Linked DNA regions of Homo sapiens: region 1 is linked to region 2. A link is a contact called in ENCODE Hi-C or POLR2A ChIA-PET data. All regions are on one chromosome and are shown on one strand. Each heading gives the region's core, a stretch centred on a gene start or an enhancer-like site at or near the end of the contact. The rest is flanking DNA. Distances are from core to core; before and after follow the strand shown.

Evidence for each region. A loop is a pair of places that touch in the nucleus more often than their neighbours do. ChIA-PET counts read pairs that join two places held with the same protein, here RNA polymerase II (POLR2A). Pooled maps may share reads with other maps.
Region 1: a map of gastrocnemius medialis shows a loop between it and region 2 (4-fold over the local background). The contact joins the enhancer-like site here to the promoter of WDR43 in region 2. A Hi-C loop is called at or near these places in 2 of 168 maps with a recorded cell type or tissue (dorsolateral prefrontal cortex and gastrocnemius medialis), 1 of 37 single-sample maps with no recorded cell type and 1 of 50 pooled maps. POLR2A ChIA-PET finds 5 or more read pairs at or near these places in 6 of 52 experiments (H1, HepG2, MCF 10A and 3 more).

The regions. Positions count from the first base shown.
Region 1 is chr2:28,949,315-28,955,989 of GRCh38, forward strand. No RefSeq gene overlaps it. Among named protein-coding and RNA genes, the nearest start is that of SNORD53B, 25 kb to the left of the region's middle. Within about 2 kb of position 2,882, at least 10 of the 41 ENCODE cell types and tissues checked have a DNase peak (open chromatin) inside an H3K27ac peak, as active enhancers do; they include gastrocnemius medialis, where a contact is called at or near this core.
Region 2 is chr2:28,890,908-28,897,645 of GRCh38, forward strand. WDR43 (WD repeat domain 43) reads left to right here and starts at 3,760. Exons shown (of 18, transcript NM_015131.3): 1 at 3,760-4,016. The coding sequence starts at 3,792. RefSeq lists silencers at 3,744-3,823, 3,964-4,023, 4,064-4,113, 4,134-4,253 and enhancers at 3,904-4,527, 4,354-4,453, 4,528-5,149.

The DNA.
Region 1 (6,675 bases), core at 1,632-4,131, 58 kb after region 2:
ACATAACCATTGAACAGCAGCAATGGAGGATATCTGCCTTTGAGAAGCTGACATTCTACTAGGGAGATGATGGCCATAAACAATGTATGAGTGAGTAAATGCCAACCTTTTTGGCATCAGGGACTGGTTTGGTGGAAGACAGTTTTTCCACGGACTGGATAGGGGAGGGGATGGCTTCAGGATGATTCAAGCACATTACATGTATTGTGTACTTTATTTCTATTATTATTATATTATAATATATAATGAAGTAATTATACAACTCACCATAATGTGGAATCAGTGGGAGCCCTGAGCTTGTTTTCCTGCAACTGCACTTCCATCTGGGGGTGATAGGAGACAGTGACAGATCATCAGGCATTAGATTTTCAAAAGGAGCATGCAACCTAGATCCCTCACAGTAGGGCCCTCCTATGAGAATCAAATGCCGCCGCTGATCTGACAGGAGGTGGAGCTCTGGCAGTGATGTGAGTAATGGGGAGTGGCTGTAAATACAGATGAAGATTTGCTGGCTGACGCTCCACTCACCTGTTGTGCAACCCAGCTCCTAACAGACCACGGACCTATGTTAGAAGATGGCAACCTACAGGTGGAATAGCAGATTAAGGAGGCTGGGAGTTAGGGTGGGGGAGTGCTGTTGCAGAATTAAATATGTGATCAGGATAGGGCTTATTGAGAGGGAGAGATTTGAATATAGACTGGGAAGAGGTGAGAGAGTCAGCGAAGTGGGTATCTGGGGAAGAGACAAGAGCTTGAGTCTAAGGTCCGCATGAGCCTGGTTTATGAAAGACTGAGAGGCGGTCCATGTGGTGCATAGTGAGAAAAGGAGATTAAAGCAGAAGGTAGCGAGCAGTCAGGTTGCGTAGGGCCTTGAGGCCATTGTAAGGACATGCTGACTGACGAGAGTTTGAGCGGAAGAGTGACATGGTCTGCCTTCTGTGTTAAGAATTCAGTATCACCTTGGCTGTTGGGTTGAGAAAGCACTGAAGGACAGTTTCTTGTAAGGCAGAAACCAGTAGGGTGCTTTTAGAGCAATCTAGGGAAGAGGTGATGGTAACTTGGGTCAGGGTGGTATTATTGGAGTTGGAAAGAATTGGTTGGCTTCTGATATTTGGGATAGAGCTGATGGGATTTCTTATGAGATGTGCAAGGAAGCCAGAAAGCAGATATGATTCACAGGTGCTTTTTGCTAGCACCTGGATGCTGCTGTGGGTGGAGTGGGTTTGTGAGGAGAGATCAGGAACTGAGTTCTGGACATGGTGTGTTATAGATACCTATTAGGCATGCAGGTACATACCCACGTAACTTGGGGAGAGGTTGGGATGGAGGTGGTAATTTGGTGTTGGCATGGTTGTGACATTAAAGCTGTCTAAGACTGGGTGAGCTTCCCAAGGGCATGGTCTGAATAGAGAAAGAGCCCCCAGGCCTGGTCCTGGGCAGGAGCGGGGACCCCAGGGATCCCAAGAAAGAGTGACAATGAGGTAGGAGGAACTGATATTTGTTCTATTCTCTTCAAATTTGAATTATCTTTTTTTTTTTTTTTTTTTGTGGAGACAGGGTCTTGTTCTCACCCAGACTGGAGTGCAGTGGCATGATCATGCTTCCTAGGCTCAAGTGATCCTTCTGCCTCTCATCCTCTTGAGTAGCTGGAACTAGAGGTGCACACCAGCAGGCCTGGATAATTTTGATATTTATTTTATAGAGATTGGGTTTTGCCATGTTGCTGGTCCTAAACTCCTAGGCTCAAGTGATCCTCCTGCCTTGGCCTCCCAAAGTGCTGGCTGGGCGTGGTGCTTAGGCGCAAGCCACCACGCCCGGCCAGATTTGAATTCTTGCCATTCTTTAGCTGTAGTTTCTTTCAGTTGTAATTGGTAAGATAACTGGTGAACCCATCCAGGCAGCAGTGGCTTTTCCAGTGCTCCTCCTGTGACCATTTGTGATCATGTCTTTGAAGACAACTCAGGCATAAAATTAGATTTTCTTTTAATCAAATGTAGTTAGCTTTTGACTTTTGTGGCACCTCAGCACTGTCCTTATGCTGACAGAATTGTGCGGTGGATCACAAAGCAGTGGCAGAATGAGAAGCCGTAGCAGTGTAACAGGATTAGCAGGCGTCATTCAGACTGAGGACGCCCGGTGTGGACAAAGCATGGGGTGGGTAGTGCTTCGTCTTCGCATGGTGCTGGCTGACTCTGTGTGAGGACACTGGGTTGTCTGTACCCATCCATAGTATAACTTGTGTTCATATATATGTGGGTAATTTTTAATATGAAAATATTTCTGAGAAAAATAAATAGCTGGGCATGGTGGCACACGCCTGTTGTCCCAGAACAATTACAAGTCATTGTGTAGAAAGCAGTGCAAAATGAAGTTTGCTTGGATGTCATATGAAAAATCCAAAGGTTGAAAATTACCACTTTAAAATGGCCTGGCATATCCTAGGTAATAATGGCTCAGAGAGAGAGGAGATACATCTTTCGGGTGCTAAAATTAGGGCCTTTAAAGGGAAATAAAAACGAGGTAATGAAGACATTTTCCCCCAGGCTTGCCCATGGCCCTGTTGTAGTTTAATTTGTTAGAGATTCCTGCCCGACCTAGAGCTGTCCAGAAAGTTCAACAGAGAGACCAGAAGCAGCACTGAAGTCGAGCGAGGACTCGGCAGCTCCCTTAGTTGGTCGTGTGTGGTCATGATGTTCCAAAGCTGGGCCAAAGCTTTGTTCTTGTCTCTAGATTTGATGCAATTTCACAGAGTCGAATTGCTAACCAGCCTTCCAAGAGAAATTGTGTTTGCATGTTGTATTTATTTGCGACAAGTAACATTCCTCTCAGTGGAGCAGGATGTTCTCGTTGGGTGGTGACCCTTCTTTGTACTCAGGAGAGTTGCATAATAAACCAGTTTCATAACTGGAAGATTGCGTTTGGACCAGAGTGTGGAACTGGGGTAAGAGAAATGAACTGGGTGGCCTTCGTAGCTGGTGGTGTGGACGAAGCCTGGCCTGTCTGTACTGATGGGGTTGGAGTTCTTGACTCTGTTGTGTGTTGTGCTAGGTCGTCTTACTGCCTGCTGACCACTCTCCTTTTGTCAACAGGAATTGTAAACAAACAGTTGACTGGCTGGAATTTGGATGTTTTGAGTCTCCTCAGGCACCCACTTAGGGTTGCTGGTCAGGGTGCTTTCTCATAGTTTAGGGATAGCTTGCTGGTGAGCCTGGGTTCCCTAGGAATACGGTTATACCTAAAAAACAAACTGGATAGATTCAGCCAGACTTTGACCTTGTTAATTCATGACTCAACCTCGACAAAGGCCTCTCCCTTTTTTTTTGTGGCAAAATATACATAACATTTACCATGTTAATCATTTTTAAGTATACAGTTCTGTCATGAAGTATAGTCACATTGTTGTGCAACTGGCAGTCTTTCATTTGGGGACTTTTGTGGTTTGATGAGGTACAAGAAATAAAAGGAGGGCAGACAGGAATGCAAGTCAGTCTGTTGTGAGAAGAGACTGCATTGGGGTCCAGAAGCTGAGTGCTAGTTCTGGGTCCACCCTACAGTGTGGCAGTTATAACTCGACTTCTTTTTTCTGGAGTGTGACAGGAGAGTAACAGCAGTGCCACCTGTCTCATGGATGCTGTAAGAACCTCACGGAGCAGCATCTGTGGGTACACGTTGAACATCAGAGTGCAGCGTCTGGCTAAGGGATTATTTTCAGAACAGTTAATTGTTACATGATGGGGGAATAAGTTCTAACGGAAATTCTTTTTTGTCTTTGGCGTTATCAAGAAATCCAGACACAGCCTTATGGGTGGACACAGTTCCCCTTTCCAAAGGTGAAAAAGGGAACTTAATACAATGTTTTTTTAAAATAAGATTGTAACAATCTATTGTTTTGAAAGCCAGTGACATGTTCATTGAGGAAATTTGGCAAAGAAGGAAAATAAAATCATATAACAGAGATAACTATAGTGTTTTGGTGTGTCTCCTTTTAATTTTTCTCTCTGCATGAATACACATGCTTTTCTTAGGAAACTGGCATCTACATATTCATTTTATCATCTTTCACACAATATCATTGTCAATTATCCTTTGAAATCATGTTTGTGGTTCTCACTATTCCACCCATGTTGTACTTTCACTGTTCTCATGTTTTAATTTGTTGTAGGTAATGCTAGAGGGAACATTCTCAGACACATTTTGTATTTTTCTTAAAATGTATCCTTATGAGATATTTCTACTTACTGAGAAAAATGACATACATACTCCCTTAAGACTTAAGAAATATACCAAAATTTCCAGAAAGGTTCCATCAATTTTATGCTCCATAAGCAGTGTTTTTATTTCCATTTCATCATGACTCAGTTTAACTACTTTTGTAATGCTCATTGCCATTTGTATTTCTTTATTGTGGGTTTAGATCCTTGTCCATGCTTAAAAAAAGTCTTTTTATAAAAGAGAATCATTCCTTTCCAAACATGTGCCGCAAATATTTTCCACAGTTTGCCTTTTCATTTTTTGACACAGAGTCTCACTCTGTCACCCAGGCTGGAGTGTAGTGGCGTGATCTCGGCTCACTGCAGCCTCCGCCTCCCGAATTGCAAGCAATTCTCCTGCCTCAGTTTCCCGAGTAGCTGGGATTATAGTTGTGTGCCACCATGCCTGGCTAATTTTTGTATTTTTAGTAGAGATGGGTTTTCACCATATTGGTCAGGCTGGTCTCGAACTCCTGACCTCAAGTGATCTGCCTGCCTCAGCCTCCCAAAGTGCTGGGATTACATGTGTGAGCCACTGCACTGGCCAATACTATTTTTCTTTAAACTGTATTTTTAAGCTTAAAAAAAGTTCCTTTTCTGAAACTAGGCAGGTATTTCTTGCATTTTGTTCTCGTCTCTCTCGTTGTCTCTGTGTGTGTGTGTTTATATTTTTTACACTTTAGTAAATTGTGACTTTTCAGTGCATTATGAAATAATTAAAGTGGGTTGCAGCCACCACTTTTTAAAGAAGAAAATGTAATTAAAGTAGAACATACCAGTGCATTGCACATACTTAAAGTAATTTGTTTTAGGGGGTACGCAACTAAAATGTGTTGTTGTGCTGAAGCAGTTGAAGGCTGCCTCTCTGATCTATACGGAGTTCTTTGTGGTGTGTCTTGTGAGATGAGGCTCTCACTTGGGATTCCCACACACACAGCCCGTTTTCTGCACACTGTGGATTATTCTTTCCATCCTATACACTCGTGCTTGCTTTATTACGGTAGGATCCTAGTCTTTCAGCACTATCCATTCTATGCCATTGCTGTCTCTCGACAGTACATTATTTTTAACTTCGGGGGCTTTTAGAATTCATTTTTATTGTTGTTGTCTTTATACCTCTTTGAAATATTTTCCTAAATATCTTTTGCCTTTTCATTCTCCCACTTTGCTAAGTAAAGATTATTTGGTTGTAAGAAACAAAAATTGGGGCAGTTGAAGCAAAACAAGTGTAATTACAATTTCAAAGAATTGTCAGGGTACACAGAGACAGCTTGTCTGCAGGGAGGGATTACAGGAGACAGAATCATTAGGGCTTTTGTGTAGTCCCTTTTTTTTTGAGTCTTGCACTGTTGCCCAGGCTGGAGTGCAATGGCACGATCTCGGCTCACTGCAACCTCCACCTCCCAGGTTCAAGCGATTCTCCTGCCTCAGCCTCCCGAGTAGCTGGGATTACAGGCGCCCGCTACCACACCGGGCTAATTTTTTGTATTTTTAGTAGAGACGGGGTTTCACTATGTTGGCTAGGCTGGTCTCGAACTCTTGACCTTGTGATCCACCCGCCTCTGCCTCCCAAAGTGCTGTGTGGTCTCTTAACTGCTGCCTTGGAGTTCGTGCTGTTGTTTGGCTGCCTGACTGTTCCTGAGGTTATGATGTTATCATCCAGCCACTTGCTGATTCTTAGGAGAGCTGGGCATTCTCTGCTCCCTTAGATCCAGCCCTCTCCCCACACCTTTCTCCATCTGCTCCATGCCTTTGGAGGCTGAGTACCACCGATGGCATCAGCTCAACTCCCTTGCTGGAGATTGGAGTGTGGGAGGCCACACGGTCAGAGTCTACATTCCCCTGCTGAACTCTGCAGGGCTATGGTTTGGTGGGGTCCTCCCTGGTCATCTGGTTGTGCCCTTCACTCTGGCTGGAAGTCTAGTGACAATTTCCTCCTGTTGGTCGCTTTCCGCCTGTCCCAGAATGCCTCACTCTTCCTCGTAGGCTCCCTTAACTCCACTCACACCGTTTTAAGTACTGTAGTCCCTTTATAAAAAATCTCTTAGCCCTGCTTAACAGTGTTTGTTTCTTGCTGGGAACCTGAGCCAGTCCGTACTCCCACTTCCTGGGAGGAACATCTGATTGGCTGCATTTTGGTTCAGGTGTTCATCCTAGCCCAATCACCCCTGCCTGGGCTGGGGTCACACTGCCAGGAGCCTTGTGAAGAGGGCAGTTTTCATGCTAGAAGTCTGGTTCATTGGGAACTGAGCTGGACAGATAGCTGTTAACATTTAAAAAACACACATTTTTATTTTTTAATGTTGTAAAATATAAAATCTACCATTTTAACCATTTAAAAAAAGTACGCAGTTCAGTGGCAGTGAGCACATTCACGCTGTGTATCACCACCATCCATCTCCAGAACTTTCTCATCCTCCCACAC
Region 2 (6,738 bases), core at 2,510-5,009:
GGCCAACACGGTGAAACCCCGTCTCTACTAAAATGCAAAAATTAGCTGGGCATGATGGCGGGTGCCTGTAATCCCAGCTACTCGGGAGAGTGAGACGGTAGAATCACTTGAACCCAGGAGACGGCGGTTGCAGTGAGCAGAGATCGTGCCACTGCACTCCAGCCTGGGTTGCTGAGTGAGACTCCATCTAAGAAAAAGAAAAAAAAAAATCTTTATTTCAGCTAGTGCAAACTGCTACAAGGAGAAACAAAGCCAGAGAAGGGAAATGAGAGCTTAAGTATTCGAAGGAATTAGGCAAAGCCTCACTCTGGCTCTGCAAGGTCAGAAGGAAGGGCAGTCAGTGTGCAGAGAACAGCAAGTGCAAAGATTGATCTCCATTCCACCCAAAACTCTTTCCCCAATTTAGCTAATGGTATCACTATTCACTTATTTGCCCAGGCATCAGAGTCACTCTTCATTCATCTGTTTTCCTCACCCTTCACAGTCAATTCATTTAGCAATTCCTGTTGGCTCTAACTTCAGATTATATCTGGAATCTGATCATTTTTCGCTACCTTCATTGCTTTCATCAGAGTCCTACCAATCATTGTCCTTGTCCCGACTACTACTCCACAGCCTTCTACCTTGTCTTTCTGCTTTTATTCTTGCCTACAGACTTCATCTAGCAGCCAGGATGTCTTTCAATAATATAAATCAGATCATGTTATTTCATTGCTCAAAACTGCAGGGGGCCGGATGTGGTGGCTCACACCTGTAATCCCAGCACTTTGGGAGGCCAAGGCAGGAGGATTCCTTGAGTGCAGGAGTTCAAGATCAGCCTGGGCAACACAGAAAGACCCCACCTCTTAAAAAAAAACATTAAAATTCTCCAGTGGCTTATTTCTATCATACTTATAATAAAATCCAAATACTTCACTCTGATTTACAAGGTACTAAATAGTCTGGCTCCCTCTGAACTCAGCTGCTACCTTTGATTTTTCTAGTTGTCACTATCTACCCTAAGTTTCTCCAAAGCTTTTTCTTTCCACTAGTCAAGGTCTTTGTTGCCTCAGTCTTTGCACTTGCTATTCTCCCCAGGTTGACTGCTCTTCCTTCTGATATTGCATGGTCTGAGTGAGGCTGTCCCTAATTCCTTTCAATACTTAAACTCTTTTCCCTCCTCCGGCTTTATTTCTCTTTATAGCAGCTTGCACTAGCTGAAATAGAGTTTTCTTTGTTTGTTTATTATGTGCTTCCCTGATTAGAATGTCAGCTTCATGAAAGCAGGAATCTTGTCTCTCATGATCACTGGTAGATTCCTGGTACCCTAAAACAGTGCCTGGCACATAGCAGGCATTCAGTTTGTTTGAGTAACTGAATGAATCCAAGTGCCAAATTAGATGTCTCAAATTTAGCATTCCCAGACTAAAGACACTATCATCTTCTTGCACAAAAATCTTCCAGGATTCACTATCCTAAGTGAATTGGGTCACCAACCAGTCTCTCCCTGTAAAAGCTCAATGAGTAATCCTTGGCCGTTTCTCTATCTCTCCCTTGGCCACTTGAAATCCGGCTCATTGTACATAATAAACACTCTTGAAACTTCCTTGCATCGCTATTTCTCCAAGCCACTCACCATCATCTCCACCTGGGGTTTCGAGCCTCCAACCTAGCTTCCTTCTAATACATTCATTACACTGTCTCCATGTAATCTTTCTAAAATGCAAATATTGGTCAGGCACAGTGGTTCACGCCTATAATCCCAGAACTTTGGGAAGCTGAGGCGGGCAGATTACTTAAGGTCAGGAGTTCCAGACAAGCCTGGCCAACATGGTGAAACCCCATCTCTAATAAAAATACAAAAACTAGCCAGGCGTGGTGGCACACGCCTGTAATCCCAGCTACTTGGGAGGCTGAGGCAGGAGAATCACTTGAACCGGAAGGTGGAGGTTGCAGTGAGCTGAGATTGTGCCACTGCACTCCAGTCTGGGCAGAGTGAGACTCTGTCTCAAAACACAAAAACAAACAAGAAAACAATAAAATGCAAATCTTACCATGCTGCTCCGTAGCTGTAAAAGCTTGAGCCTTCCCATGGCCATGAGAGTGGTTTTTATCTTTCCTGGCAGGCAATAGGCTCTGTGTGGGCTGAACAGTACCTAGCATTCCTTGAATTAGAATGCATTGATTTGGTGAATATTTAGGAGAAATATAAAAATCTACCCTTTATTTTTTGGATACAGGATCTCACTATGTCACCCAGGGTAGAGTGCAGTGGAGCAGTCATAGCTCACTGTAGCCTCGACCTCGTGGGCTCAAGCCATCCTCCTCCCTCAGCCTCCAGACTATGGGCGTGTGCCTAAAAATGTCTATTTGATGTAGCAACATGAGATAAATCTGGAGAAACAGGAGGGAATAGTTGTTCCGATCATTACTTTTACATTATTATAACTGAATACATTGTTATTTTGTAAATGATTACAGCCTGGAATTGAATAGGGGGAAACGGAAGCAGTTGTTACAATCATTATCAATTTGAAAGTGAAGACTTCTTTTCTCTCTCTTTTTTTTTGAGACAGTCTCGCTCTGTCACCTAGACTGGAGTGCAGTGGCGTGGCGATTTCGGCTCACTGCAACCTCCACCTCCCGGGTTCAAGGAGTCTCCTGCCTCAGTCTCCCGAGTAGCTGGGACTACAGGCACACACCACCACACCCGGCTAATTTTAGTATTTTTAGTAGAGACAAGGTTTCGCCATTTTGCCTAGCTTGGTCTCGAACTCTGACCTCGGGCGATCTGCCCGCCTCGGCCTCCCAAAGTGGGATTATAGGTGTAAGCCACCGCGCTCGGCTGAAGATTTCCTTCAAACCTTTCGTTCTACCTTATCATTTTCTTTAAAGTTTTAAAAAATTGTTATTTATTTATTATTTATTTTTTTAAGACGGAGTTTCACTCTTGTTGCCCGGAGTATAATGGCGCGATCTCGGCTCACAGCAACCTCCATCTCCCGAGTTCAAGCGATTCTCCTGCCTCAGCCTCTCGAGTAGCTGGGATTACAGGCGTGCGCCACACGCCTGGCTATTTTTTTTTTTTTTTTTTTTTTTTTTTTTTTTTTGAGACGAGTCTCGCTCTGTCGCCCAGGCTGGAGTGCAGGGGCGCGATCTCGGCTCACTGCAATCTCCGCCTCCCGGGTTCAACCAATTCTCTGCCTCAGCCTCCCGAGTGGCTGGGATTACATACAGGTGCCAACCACCAAGCCCGGCTAATTTTTTTGTATTTTTAGTAGAGACGAGGTTTCATCATCTTGGCCAGGCTGGTCTTGAACTCCTGACCTTATGATCCACCCGCCTCGGCCTCCCAAAGTGCTAGGATTACAGGCGTGAGCCACCGCGCCCAGCCCACGGCTAATTTTTTTATTTTTAGTAGAGACGGGGGTTTCTACATGTTGGTCAGGCTGGTCTCGAACTCCGACCTCAGGGGATCCGCCCACTTCGGCCTCCCAAAGTGCTGTGATTACAGGCGTGAGCCACCGCGCCCGGCCCCCCCCCTTTTTTTTTTTTTTTAAAGGAACAGGACTTGATCTTAATTCTACAATTACTTTCTCCCATACTCCCACTCCCGCCCAGAACAAGATAGCGACAGGCCCTAGCGGGCCACCGTCCACAGGGCGGATCCGCCAGAAGCTCTCCTGCGACGCGAAGATCCACTCCCTGAGCCCCCGGCGCTCCCTCCGCCTCACTTCCTCCTCCAGGCTCCGCCCCGCGCCGGTGCGCCTGCGCACGGACGAACACGTGGCTGCAGCGGGGCCAGAGCAGCAATGGCGGCGGGCGGCGGCGGTAGCTGCGACCCCCTGGCCCCTGCTGGGGTCCCTTGCGCCTTCTCCCCGCACAGCCAGGCCTACTTCGCTTTGGCCTCTACCGACGGTCACTTACGAGTATGGGAGACGGCCAACAACCGGCTGCACCAGGAGTACGTGCCTTCCGCGCACCTCAGTGGTACCTGCACCTGTCTGGCCTGGGCGCCAGCGCGGCTGCAGGCCAAGGTAAAGCGAGCGGGACTGCGCGGGGCGGGCGCCTTCCCGGGCTCGGCTTCGGGCCTCCGGGCCGGGTGGCGCGTGGTCCGGCATCGCGCGTGGCTCTCAGCGGCCCGGGCCAGAAGGCTTGGAGGCGGCGTCGGCGCGTTCAGGGCCCAAGCCGCCAGCCCCGCGTGCGGCCTGCCGCGAGGGCAGTGAGGGAGGGCGCAGCTCGACCCGGCCGGCCTCGTATCCGAGCCCTGCCGGCTGGCCCAATGAGGCCTGGGCCCCACTGTTGACGGGCAGCCATGTTCGCCAAGTCCCCTGGTCCCCCTGGGGCGGCTTCCTTCTGCCGGGCCTTGGCTCATCAGAGTTCTGGTTTTTGACAGAGCCCCATCTTGGGACTATCTAACTTTCCTCTGTCTGTGATCCGGCTCATCAGTTTTGCACTGGGCAGTTGGTATGGACTAGTCTGTACTTGCTTCCGGACCTTCCCCCTCCTGCCCCCCCTTTGGGTGCCGGCTCACCACGTGTTCTCGTCCCCGTCCAGGTTGTGGGACTCTCAACTCTTAACTTTTGCCTTTCCCAGGCACCTCTACATTCTCAGCTTTTTGAACTCACTGCTTTTTGATTTTAACATCTGCTCGCCCCTCCCGCCCCGCTTTCAAGCCGATCACACTGCTCCCCACCCACCCCAATCTGAAGTCTGTATTAGGATGTGGAGGTTAAGTGAAGTAGTAGCTTGATTTAGTGAATGTTTTATGAGTGCAGATGAAATTACCCTTAGATGGAAAACTGCCGAGTTAGGCAGAGCTTTTCATTGTTAGGGACCCGTGTCAGGTAAATGCCTTTCACTGTTGAGTCACTCAGCTACATCTCTCTAACTCAGCATGCACGTGGTTATTGCGTTTACAGAGTAGCCAAACCGAATCACTGCAAAGTGATTTGGAAACATCAGGTATCCTGAGGTGTGTGATGTGAGCTGTTTCAATGTGGAGAACTGTAAAAGCTATTTAGGATCTTACTCTCTCTGACGACCTGGGAAGCCTGCTAAATTTTTGGGTTGGGAAAAGGGATACATATAAGTTGCTATACTTTGGGCATGTTTAGATATTTTTCAAATTTTAAGCTACATTTTCATAGTTTATCCTGTTGATTCATAAAATAAACCTATCAGGGCTTATAAGTCAAACATAAAACTAAAAAAAAAATCAGTTTTTATTGTTAAAATTACAGCGCTCTGCTTATCTTTTATTTTCAAAGTTTTCTGTGGTTGTATTTTAACAGTCCTGTAAAGTGATAGTAATACTAATGCTGAGAGAAATACGGAGCAGTGGTTAGGTAGGTGCGTGGACCCAAGCTGGCTATATTGTCTATATTTGATTCTAGCCTCTGCTTCATAGTGGTAATTGCCCCTCTGGTTCCTCATTTATGAAATGAGGATAATAATATCTTCTTCATAGAGTGGTTGTGAAGGTTAATATATTTAATAATGCAGAGAACACTTAGAATAGTTCTTGACAGGTAAGTGCTTTAAGTGTTAAGTATTATTAATATCTGATATTTGTGTGGTTAGTCCTGAAGTGTTGATAAGGAACTTTCTGCCTTGTTTCGGGGAAAGAAACAGAAACTCTGGGAAACTAAGCAACTTGAATAAAGTAAAAAATGGAACCAGGATTAGAACTCAGGTCCTTAAGAGCTCGGTTCTTGGTTATCTGCAACAGATAGTTAATATTAGGTTGGAAAAAATGTCACCCACTTTGCTTTTCTGTTGAGTTTCAGTTGCATTGTATGCCCAAGAGAAATTTCCTAATCTCATATTAAAAGTCATAGTTTTGGATTATGTGCAACACTATGGTAAACTAGAAAAATAACTGGATTTGGTTTCATAGCCCAGACTCAAAACTTACTTTGTCATATTGAGCAAGTTGTTTTAATTTTGAGGACCTCATTGACAAACGAGAGTTGAGCTACATTAAACAAAATTTTTTTCTAGGTTTCAGCATCGTTTTATCTGCACTGTCTCCTTTTAACCACATGACTATGGAATCCCCTGAAATTAATTGCATTTTAAAAAAACTGATTGAAAATCAGAGCTAAGAAAGGTAAATGACTTGACTCAAGCCTTAATAACCAATAAAGGAGTGTGGCCTCTAGAGTCATGGTGCCCCGAACTCCTGGTCAAGTGCCCCGATTTTGTTACTCTCAATCTTGAGTCACAGAACTGAGAGAGCTGGAAGGAATGTAGAGACATTCCCTACTTTGAGGGTGTGTCCTCTTGGAGCATCAGTTTGACTTATAAACTAAGGAGAGACAGTTTTCTTGTATTAAAACAAACTTGCACATATATTATGGTATAAAATTAAAAAGTCATATGTACTGTAACAAGATATCTTAGAAAAAAAAGGCACATGTTAAGGTGCTCTCATCTTATTAAACCCTTCCTTTTATTTTACATCTTTGAGGCTTAGTGTATGAGGCATGAAAAGGATGTTGCTCTGAACCCACTTTCCAGCATTTTGTTAAGGTCCTGCTATATGATGACATATAGTACTCTCAAATTTGAAATAGAGGTATCATCACCCACCTTTTAGGATCCTCAGGATCAAATTAGGCAATGTATGTGACTGGTGTAGTATGGCCTAGTATGTAATAAGTGGCTTAATAAATGTTATTATTGAGTGAATCTGGACTCGTTTTACCATTTAATTTGGCATTTAATATGGTAAATCAATTTGTAAGAAAAGTATTC